Linked DNA regions of Homo sapiens: region 2 is linked to region 1. A link is an interaction called in ENCODE POLR2A ChIA-PET data of the cell type or tissue named here. Cell type or tissue: HepG2. All regions are shown on one strand. Links, peaks and the distances in the headings refer to the core of each region. The heading gives the core; the rest is flanking DNA.

Region 1 (5,695 bases), core at 501-5,500:
AATGGTTCCTCAAAAAATTAAAAATAGAATTGCCATAGGATCCAGAAATTCCACTTCTGGGTGTATACGTAAACCCAAAAGAATTGAAAGCCAGGTCTCAAAGAGATACTTGTACACCCATGTTCATAGCAGCATTATTCACAATAACCCGAAGCTGGAGGCAACCCAAGGGTCCATCAATAGATAAAAGGACAAGCAAGATTATTTAACATTTAAAATATTTAAAATGAAGAAATTCCTTTTTTTTTTTTGAGATAGGCTCTTGTTCTGTTGCCCAGGCTGGCGTGCCATCGCATGATTGCAGCCCACGACAGCCTCAACCTCCTGGGCCCAAACCATGCTCCCACCTCAGCCTCCTGAATAGCTGAGATCACAGGCACACCACCGCACTCAGCAATTTTTTTTCTTTTTTCTTTTCTTTTTCTTTCTTTCTTTTTGTTTTTTTGTTTTGTTTTGTTTTGTTTTTTGTTTTTATAGATAGGGGGTTCTCACTATGTTGCCCAGGTGAAAAACGAAGGAATTCTGACACAGGCTACGGCATAAATGAACCTCGAGGACATCATGCTAAGTGAAATAAGCCAGTCACACAAAGACAAATACTGTGTGATTCCACTTATTTGAGATACATGGGATAGTCAAATTCATAGTAACTGAAAGTAAAATGGTGGTTGCCAGGGACTGGAGGGAGGGGAATGGGGAGTTAGTGTTTAATACAGAGCTTCAGTTTTGCAAGATGAAGAGTCCTAGAGATGCATGGTAGTGATGGTTACACAGCGATGTGAATGTACTTAATACCACTGAACTGTACATTTAAAAACGACTAAGAGGGTACATTTTGTTACATGTATTTTACCTCAATAAAACACATCTTTAAAAAAATAGAAGAAGCAGCTAGGCGCAAAGTATAACTCCAAGGCCAGCCAGCCTCAGAGGAGAAAGTCTCCTTGATGCAGACACAGCAGAGGCAGCAAAGAAAGCAGCACCGGGGAGAGCCAAGTGTGTGACGGCAGAGCTGGCCTCAGCCACCAAGCCTGGCCGTGTTCTAGATGTGTCACTTCCCTGCTCTAGGGTTCAGTTTCCTCACCTGTCTAGTGGGATCAGTGAAACCTGCTCTGCCAAACCCGTATGCAGAGCTTGGAAAATGATAAGCCGCAAGTATGCAATGTTATGACACAGATAATAACTGTGAAAAAGCCGCGGTCAGGAATCTGATGGAAGTCTTTAGATTTGAACACTTGAAACAAGACACGTTCAAACTATCATGAGAGGTCTGTGAATCACAAGGAGGAAAGGAGCACTAGCTTGAGATAAAGCCTTCCCAGAAGGAGAAACAGCGCTTTCTGCAGCTGCTTTCCTGAGAGGATAATCTTGTCCATCTCTGTGCCTCCTCCCTGCCAGTCAGAGGCCCTGCCCTGCCCCTAGGGAGCCACCGGGCTGCACAGAGGCAGAAGCAGCCTGCAGACACAGAGCCCAGGGTGGTGGCAGATGAATCCAGCCTGGCTGAGCTCAGGGCCAATAGATTCTCACTAGGGGAGGAAGCAGAGGGGGACATGGGCTGGATGTGGTAAGCCTTGAAAGCTTTCTGGAGGACTGGCTGAGCCACTGTGGTGGGGAAACAGCAGGCACACAGCCCATCACCCATGGTGGCAAAAAGCATGGACTTTGACACGGTACAGACCAGGGTCAAGTCTGCTCTGCCTCTTGCTCTGTGTGATCTTGAGCAGTGATGTGAGCTGAGCTTCCCTTCTCCTCTGGTAAAATGGGGGTGTGATATGCACCCTTCTCACAGGGCACTTGTACAGATTACAAGTGAATCTACGTGCTATGCCCAGGACCCAACAAAGGGCAGCCTTTGTTATCATTATTAGTGCCTATTACTAATATAAGTGTTTTCCAAGGCTGGGAGGTGAGACAGAGATGGAAGATGGGAGAAAGACTGCGACTGTGGTCGGGTCGAGTCAGGGTCACACTGGGGCACCTTCCAGGTCTGGTGGGACATGAATGTGTATAGGGGAAGGAGATAGTAAGGGTCCCAGGGTCCTGCCCTAGCCAAGGCCTGACCCTCTGAGGTCTAAGACATACCCTCACCTCCCATTCGGCTAGGAGAGTCCCCCACCTCCTACTGTGGGAATCTGTCCTGTCAGAGCTGGGGGGAAGCACCCTAGATAAATCTTACCCTCCCTTTGGGGTTTACAGGTTGGTTCCCTGTGCTGTTAGCCATTAAAGACAGATCCCTCCTCATGACCCAAGGCTAACCAGGAGAGCTCCAGGAGGCAGCCTCTATGAGGATGTATTTAAAGGAAGCCCCAGCCTCCTCTTCAGGCAGGCCACCCCTCTTTCACCACCTCCCACCCATCCGCCCAACCGTCTTCACACACAAGGACACCTGGGTCTATTGGTGACCCAACAGGTAATCATTAACCCTGAGAGGAGGCACTGGCCCTTTAAGGCTGCCCTGGGAAGAGATGACAAAATCACACCACTGGACTTTGTGCCCTGAGGCTGTTAGGGAAAACAAGACCCGGGAGTGCGAGAGCCTCAGCTGGGAATCCCAGAGAGCCACTTCTGTCAGCCTTCCTCCCTCTGACTCCTCTCTGATAGGCTTGCCCTGCATGTGAATAATGGTAACTCCGCTATGCATGCAGGTCCAGGGGAGTGGTACCCTCTCTGATAGGCATCCTCTCTCCCTGGATCATTAGGCTTTGTTCATACCCCACCTCCTTCTGACAAGGGTCTCAGTCTGGGCTATCCTTTCAATGCCCATCGTGTGAAAAGGGGGACCATGGTAAGGACCACCCCAGCTACACCCAGCACCCAGCCCAGAGCCCAAGGTACTGACCCACAGAAGGCACTGGCCTCGTAAAGGCAACTGGGTGGTGGCATCCACGGAGAGAGCACAGGGGTGGGAATCAGGACTATTAGGTTCTAGACCCTGCTCCGCCCTGGGTCACTGTGGGGCCTCTGGTGTGTCTCAGCCAATCTCTGATCCCGGTGTCTACACGCAGGCAACGGGCCCTCTCACTGCCAGCTAGTCCTGTGGCTTTGCAGCCCTCGGTAGCAGTGATGGAACAGGGGGTGCTGATGCAGGGGATAGCCACTACTGTCCCTCCTCCTTGTGAACCAGGACCACAAACAGGTCACAGGCACATCTTGGACTAACCAAGATGAGCAAAGCTCTCTTAAACAGCTTACACCAAATAAGTGATTAAGAATCTTTCAAGGGCCTCAAGTGCCAGCGCCTCTGGGAAGCCTTCTCTGACTGTCCCAACCTTTGGCTCCAGTGCTGAGGAACTGCTCTGGTAAATATCTCATCTCCCTGATTGGTTTGTGACCTCTTTGAGGTAAAGGAACTGTATCATCTTCAACACAGAGAGCCAGAGCAAGCACGGTCCCAATATTTTCTGAGTGAATAGATGCATTGACATCAATGGTGTTTAAATATCAGCTCTGCACACAGAAGGAAGCCCCAGGTCTGAGTGATGATGTGCAGGTTTGGCCAAGGATGGGCCCAAGTTCTTTCACAGCTGGGTGACCTCAAGAAACAATCTGACCTCCCTGGCTCTCCTTTGGCCCAGATCCCATAAGCTGGTCAGTTAGTGACCATTGATCAGGAGTCTGCTGTCTGCAGGGCCCTGGGGAGGTTGTCAGAGGGCCACATGGCTCAGTTGTTTTTGGTTCCTTATGAAAAACTCTGAGAAAAACAGCATGAAGAAATCAGGACAGATTAGGCAGACCAAAGATGGGAATAAGATGCAAAGAATAGGCTGGAAGTAACCCCAGGAGACCTCCTAGGGGAGGTGAGTTCTGAAATAGAAACCCAGGACATCCATCCCACTCATTCATTAATTCATTCAGTCATCCATCCATTGAAGCAGCAGACATTATTAGAAGCCAGGCCCTGAGAATGTAAATGAACACAGCCCTTCCCTCAAGTTGTTGACAGTCTCGCTGGGCAGCCAGCATCTAAACTCAGGTGACCACACAGTCTGAGATATGACCTAATAGATACAGACCACATGCCAGAAAATAGAAGAGTGGAAAGCCTCTCAGGAGGGTTTATCTTGAAGGAACCCCCCACCAAAATCTGCTCAGCTGATCTGAGCTTTTACGGGAGCAGGAAATGCAGGTAATGAAAGAAGGGGCGAAAGAACCTTTGTAAAGCAACAGTTACCTGGCAGGTAAACAAGGTTAATGGAGACCTGTTGTTTTTCCAGGTTCTTGGTGACCTCACCTTTGACCAACAATTTCCTGGCACTAGCTCAGGCTGCCAAGGGGGGAAGAGGGGGAGGAAGAAGAGGGTAAACAGCAGGTGAGGCCAAAGGTGGCCCTAGAAGGCAAGGGACACATTCCAAAATGTCTCCCCAGCCTGAGGCCTGCAGCAGAGCCCAAAGTCCAATAGGGAACCCACACCCGCATTCCAGTCATCAAAAACACCATAAATACTGGATTACCCACCAGAAAGGATGCTTTCCGCTGCCTAGGAATGCCTCCCTTTCCCCAAGCTGAGGCCCAGTTCCCCACCTCCCCAAGTGTCCCCTTGTCCAGGAGGCCTTCTAGATCAGCTGGAAGGAGCTGAGGATTTCCACTTGGGCATGACCTGTTCCTCCTACCACCTCTTCCTCTTCTGCAATATCATTAACAACCAACCTTTAGGGGAAACTCCCTCTCTTCACTTCATTCCCTTCAGCCCAGACTGGCCAGTGGGAGAGCCCCAGAGCCATGTGGTGCTGCAATCCTGCTGGGCACTCAAAGAAGAAGCCCTGAAATTTCTCAGCCAGCAGCCAGGTTCCCGGCTCACTCTGCCACTCACAGGCTGCATGACCCTGGGTGAGTCACCAGACCTCAGTGTTGTCACCTGAAAAACAGGGATGCTGATGAGAAACACAGTCACATGGCTTTTGAAAGGAGCAAAGGAGATAATGTACAAAGTAAAATTAGGCATTATTATTCTAAATGCTGGATGTTACCAGAGATCACCCAAACTTCTAATTTTACTGATGAGGAAACTAAGGTCCAGAAAAGACATTTTAAAATAAAAGGATTTGGGTCCTCTCTCCTCTTCCTTCTCCTCCTCCTATGACTTATCTTCTTAGTTCAGCCTGGCCTTCTAAATACAGGTTTCTAAACTTTGTAAGGCAGAAATCCCTTGGAGAATCTGATAAAAGATAAGGACTTTCTTTCCCCAAAGGACATTCATTCACATACCCCCAAGACTGTGCAGGTAATTTCAGAGGGCTCGTGTGTTCCAGGCTGGGGCTCTGCTCTATGGCAGAGCAGAAAAAGAGAGGCTGTCCGTTCTTGGGTCAAGTCTCCCACAGCCACAGCCACAGCCCCAGGAAAGCAGGAAATAACAAGGGGCCAAGCCTGAACTTCAGGGATCAAACCTCACCCTGAGAGTCCCCCAAAGCCCAGTCCTCAAGGCCCTGGGAAGAAAGTCCCATTTAATCCCCCTCCAAACTCCTCACTACCCTCTCCCTTACCCCCACCCATCCTCTCTCAATCCACCTAAAACCCCCACCCACCCACAGCTCTTCTTTTGAACTGGTTAATTCTGTTCTGGTCTTTGAAAGTCAAACAGAATCTTAGAGACCATCTGTACAAACCTCTTTATCTTTACAGATGAGAACTATAAACAACGAAAGGCATACTGACTTGCCTGAAGTCACCCAGATAATCAGGACAAGAGCCAGGCTAC
Region 2 (5,695 bases), core at 258-5,257, 59 kb after region 1:
CCTGGTGGCTCATGCCTGAATCACATGAGCTCAGGAGTTCAAGACCAGCCTGGGCAACATAGTGGGACCCCCTCTCTACAAAAATTTTGAAAATTAGCCAGGTGTGGTGGTGCACATCTGTGGTCCTAGCTGCTCAGGAGGATGAGGTAAGAGGATCACTTGAGCCCAGGAGTTCAAGGCTGCAGCAAGCCATGATCACACCACTGCACTCTATCCTGGGCAACAGAGTGAAACCTTGTCTCAACGACAACAAAAACAAAAAGAACTCAGTTCAGCTGACATTTTGATTTCAGCCTTGTGACACCCTGAGCGAGAAGCCCACTCACACTGTCCCTGACTTCTGACCTACAGAACTGTAGGCTAATCAATAGGTGTTATTTGGAGGTGCTAAGTTTGTGGTCATTTGTTGCACAGCAATAAAAAAGCTATTATGTTCTATATGATGGGAAGTCATAGATACACAGACCCTTTCTTATGAGTTTGACTTTAATATCACCCTAATTAGAGAGTAAGCTCCCTAAAGGCAGAAACCAACAGTCTACATGTCTCCTGCACTAGACTGCGCCAGGCACCTAGTGGACACACAAGAAATATCCCATAAATAAGTAAAAAATGTGTTGAACAAAGGCGAGCTCTTTGGAAAACTTGCCTGGCCTCTTGTACTGACCACTTTGAAGGACTGCTGATATTTGTAGAAGTTCTTTCAGAAAAATTGCATTCTGTGTATGCACAGCTTGCCTTCAGTCCTGCCTTGTTTGTGGTGGGGCATGGGGTAGGACGACCTCTCTTTAAATGCAGCATGTTGCACCAGAACTCACCTTCCATTCAAACATGGCTCCAACAGACTTCCCTTTCTGTTGCCACCATCTTTGGGGGACCCAAGTTCTGAACCTTGGGCTGATGCTCAATTCCTCCTTCTGTTACCCTCTCCATAGTCAGAGTCCTGGAGATTGATTTTCCAAAATGCCTTTCTATGAGTCCTAGCATCTGTGTTCCCACTGCCATCAGCCTATCTGAGGCCTCTCAGCTCTCACCTGCGTGATGGCAAAGGGCTCCCAGCAAGCTTCACCATCTCTTCTGCCCTGTGCTCAATCCACCTTGGTCACCACCACCTGGCTAATCTCCCTTAGATAACACTTGGTACATGTAAGCCCTTCCTCTAAAACTTTCATAGGCTCATCATTGCACACTCAAGTGAGCGGGGTGCCCCATAGTGAGCTGTGAGCATCTTGAGAGCAAGGGCCAGGTGTTTAATGTCTTTGAGGCATCATTGGTGTTCAACATCCATATGAGGCTGTTGATGGCAATGGTCATGACCATGAACATGAGAAGGATGTCTTTTCTTTTAGGTCAGAGAAGACAGCTGGTCTGTTAGTCTTCCAGGCTTTAAAGACTTAACCAGCAGTAGGGGAAAACTATGAAGTGTGTCCACTCTTCTCTTTAACCCTCTGCCCCCAACTCCTCCCCATCCCTGGGAATCTTGGCCAGCAAGCCTCCCACCCCTGTTACTCCATATCAATGTCAGCTGTCAGATCTTTTGTTCATGCCGAAGAGGTTTCCTTCCCAAGAGTGTTTGCAATTTCACAAGGAGATGACCGTAAAGGAGGCAAATATTAATGGTAGGGTTTCACGTATCAGCTGCTGGGTGGAGTGAGATGTTTGGACAGGGATATAAAGCTTTGCTCCTGCACCCAAAAACATGTCCCCGCCCATGCAGCAAGACTGATGTTAATAAAAGCATAGCATTGAACACATGTACCCTCCCCCGACAGGTGGGGACGGAACAAGTCCACGCGGTAGGCAGGATCTGGAGTAGGCTGCTGAAAAGCTCCAGCCAAATGATGAAGAAGAAATTCAAGAGAAGTTGAATGCCCTATAGATCTTAGAAAAAAAGAACAGTTTAGAAGCACAGGAAAAATTGCTATGCCTTTGGTCTTTTTTTTTTTTTTTTTTTTTTTTGAGACCGAGTCTCACCATGTTGCCCATGGTCTCAAACCATGGCCCATGGTTGCCCAGGCTGGTCTCAAACTCCTGGGCTCAAATGATTCTCCCACCTTGGCCTCTAAAAGTGCTGGGATTACAGACGTGAGCCACCACACCCAGCCAACCTTTGGTCATTTTTATGTCCCCATCCTCAATACCAACTCTGAAGAGAGTGGACCCCTTTCCACAGGACGGGCCCACCCCCAGGCGTGGACCATAGGGAGGAAGAAGCAGCTTCCAGACTCAGGAGCCCCTCCATCTTCCTTTTGTTCTGTTCTCCCTGCTAAAGTGTTGGAAGGGGAACTTTTGCACCCCTTTCCTCCCCTGAACAGTGGCTCACAGCTTCCTGGGCCCAGGGAGGGGAAGCCTGTGATGGGGGTGAGGGGGGACATGGAAAAGGAGGAAGGGAGGAAGCTGTGCACAGCTTGGCGGGGGGCTGGCCCTCTGGCATCCTGGGGGAGTCGTCCTCCTTAATTGCTTGAGTTCTACAGCTGTCATTGCTAACGAGAAATTAAAAAGCACCCTGACCCCTGCCCCAACTCCTGCCCTCATGGCTCACAAGTGCTCCCTCAGCACGTTGCTCTCAGAAGAGCACGGGCAGCGGAGCCGTGGAGACGTGGGGAAGCCTGGAGCTGACCGCTCCCAGCCCCCCAAGGGAGGGGGCAGGATGCCAAATTAGGGGAATGGGAGTCAGTCCCAGGCCAGCTTCTCCACTCCTCCTGCTACCGTCAAGCTCCACGTTCCTGGACGCCCCTGATTTTACACATCCTGCCTCATAATCCCCGCAGCTCTTCTGGGACTTGTCAGACCTCAGGCCCAGATTTTGGGGGTTGGGAAACAGGGTTCCTGGAACTGCAGATTGAAGATTTACACTGAGCTGCCCTGGGCCCAGCGAGCAGTGATGTAAAATGCAGAGAAATGAAGAGGGGATGGGGAAAAACACACAGCAAGAAGGATCTTCGTGTAGGGAGGAACTTCCCGGCTGTCTCACACCACATCCAGAGACGACATCTCCTCTCTAAGGATAAGGATTCTCTGCCTCACATGGTCCACCGGAACCTGTGTGGTCTGGCTCTTGCCTGCCTCTTCAGCCTCCTCTCCCCACCCCAGAACTCAAAGCCAGACACTAACTTTGCTCTCAGAAAGGACTTCTCAGCACCCACAGATTTCAGCCATCAGCACAGCTCCTTCCTGTCACTTACCTCCCCCTCCTCCCCCAGAGACCACTGAATTTTCACAAGCAAAACACTGTGTTCTAATACATTCCCTTCCCATTCTTCACATGTGCCCTCCTCCACACACACACACACGCACACACACATACACACACACATATACACACATATACACAGTTCCATACAGTACAGTGCTGCATTTACATGGTGGAGTCACGTACCCAAGTAGGGGACAATATCTCCCAACAGACCCTAGTTATTTGACTTTAAATTATAATGCTGTCATGAACATCTTTGCTCACATAGTCAAGTGAATAATATTCCTGAATGCATTTGCTATTTTTCTTTCAAACTTATGTAGATACTATGGAGATCAATAATATGTGATAATTTCAAATTATTTCTAACTTCACCACAGTTTGTTGTCTTCATGGATTTTTCTCAGATGATGAATATCTGTTATACAATCACTGTCTTTTGGAGTTCTCTGAAGGTTTTGTTTTTGTTTTTGTTTTTTAGTGTTAAAATAGGGTTTTCCAGCTCAAAATGTTTGGGAATCACTACCTGAAATCAACCAGCCATTGCCACACACACACAGTCCCCAAATCAAGCTAGTATTCTGTTCTGGTAAATCTTAAGTAAGTCCATTTTTGCATAAGTCAGAGTTGTTTCAAGTGAGAATATAAATGAAGCAGGTGCCCGCTTGGCAGCAATGTAAACAGAGGGAAGAGCATGGAGACTGGGTAGTGAGGGTGCCCCCAGCTCTCCTTGCCTGCAAACAAGGGTTACTTCAGAGCAAAGGAGCCCGATACACACACTTACACCCCGTCAACCAGTGCACCCGGCAAAGCTGGTGGAAAAGCCTGACTCAGGCCGCGTTTACCTAAGTCACCCTTACGTAAGCATGCCTATAAAGATTTTGGAAGGTACAAGGAGAAAAGTAAATAGCTGGGATTATGGGTATGAGTTTAATGTGGGGTTCCTGATATTGCAAGACTGCTTGAAAAATAATTTAAGTATACTCAAAATTAAACTTGGGCACAATGCTTATATGTGCCCAGCCCTGTGGAGGGGTTGTCAGATAATTAAGAGATGTTATGAGACGGCCTCTGCCTTAATGAAGCTTACGATCAAGTTGCAGAGAGGAGCTCTAGATTCGGCAAAAGCAGGCCTGCCGTCTACCTCCCCTTCGGCTGGGCCGGGCTGGGCGGCTGTTGGCTCACTCTTAACACCCTCTACTCCCTCACAGGTCCCATTGCCCCCTAGCCAAGCCCTCTCCTCATACTGTCCCCAGCTCATCCCCACAAAGGAGCGGCCTTCTTCGTGTTTGGGGCATTCCTTTGCATGTCACTGATATTCACAGCTATGGCAATGTCAAAAGGTACCCTCTCCTGGGTTCCCCTCCTCCAGCTCCCTTTCATGCCTCCCCAGTATTTCTGGGGGACTCTGGTGTTTCTGACTCCTATCTCTCCCCAGCCCTCCCCTCAAAACACAACCCAGAGGAACTGCCACCACCATCTGCATGTTCTCAGCAATCAGTCCTCCCCCAGCGCCTGTCCCCAGAGCTGGGAGGGGGCAACTGCTGAGTCAGCCTATTCCTCACATTCCCTCCCTTCTCCCCTGCCGGCCAAATGCCACGGACCCTGCCTCTGAGTGACGGACCTCAGCTGAAAGGCTGCCCCTCTCCACCCTGACCCCAGCTCAAGACCGGCCTTCCTCCCTCACACCCCAGCGGGAGGCCCAGGAAGAAGGTCATGCTGCCCACACTCCATTGGAGCCCTGGCCGGACGTAGGGCTGGGGTGCCATACCACCCCATCTTCCTCCCTCATTCCAAGCTCCATCTCCCTAACCAGCCTCACTCAGAGGATCTGATCAGGAAAGGACAGGGAAGGTGATGGAAAACCAAAAGCAAACCCTCCCCACACAATACACACATACACACACACACGTGTGCACACACACAGCCAACTGGGCACCACACCAGGCACAGTCACCCCTCTAGTGCAACGTTGGGTCTGCCAAGGGAAGCCTAGGGGGAGTCCCAAGAAAGACTTCCAACCCCAGGGACCCCCAGTCTGAAAGGAGAGCTTGCCCTATCCTCAGAGAGCTCCTAGTATGATGAAGAAGACCCCCAAAGAACTATGGCCAAGGGAGGAAGGAGGCTGCTCTCTGTCACTCACATAAAAAGTAAACAAAGGCTCAGAAGGTCAAGGGCAAAGCTATGAGAGAGCCTGGAAAGGGGAAGAAGCATGGGACTAACCAGCAGGTAAAACTGTCCAAACAGGAAAGGAAGACCTCCTGGAAGAGGAGAGCTTGGGGGACAGAGAAGCTTTTTGGAGGCCCAGGAATAAGCAGGGGGAAGGCAAGCGAAGGCCCAGGATGGAAACAAGGCCTTCCTGGCACAGCTGGGCCTGGGGTGAGCACTGGTTAAGGAGTAAGAGCGGCAGGCCCCATTCCTGGCTGTGATGTTGCCTCCCAGGGTAGCAGAGGCCAGGGCCCTTCCCCTCTCAGGCCACAGATCTCTCCTCAGCACAAT

What was found. Peaks named below come from ENCODE experiments on the same cell type or tissue, not always from the same donor. Only the 100,000 strongest peaks of a DNase experiment are listed, where the experiment ranks them.
Region 2: POLR2A ChIA-PET joins it to region 1 with 5 read pairs; 3 of 35 experiments call an interaction of 5 or more read pairs at or near these places.

Annotation. Positions count from the first base shown.
Region 1 is chr6:43,803,311-43,809,005 of GRCh38, reverse strand. All of the region lies in intron 1 of LOC105375070 (a long non-coding RNA gene), which reads right to left. Among named protein-coding and RNA genes, the nearest start is that of VEGFA, 36 kb to the right of the region's middle. RefSeq lists a silencer at 1,120-1,414. In HepG2, for the core only: no CTCF peak of the experiment used is centred there; DNase peaks (open chromatin) are centred at 1,515, 2,475, 4,345, 4,785 and 1 weaker place; H3K4me3 peaks cover 4,008 bases.
Region 2 is chr6:43,743,833-43,749,527 of GRCh38, reverse strand. No RefSeq gene overlaps it. Among named protein-coding and RNA genes, the nearest start is that of VEGFA, 24 kb to the left of the region's middle. In HepG2, for the core only: a CTCF peak has its summit at 579; no DNase peak of the experiment used is centred there; H3K27me3 peaks cover 4,033 bases.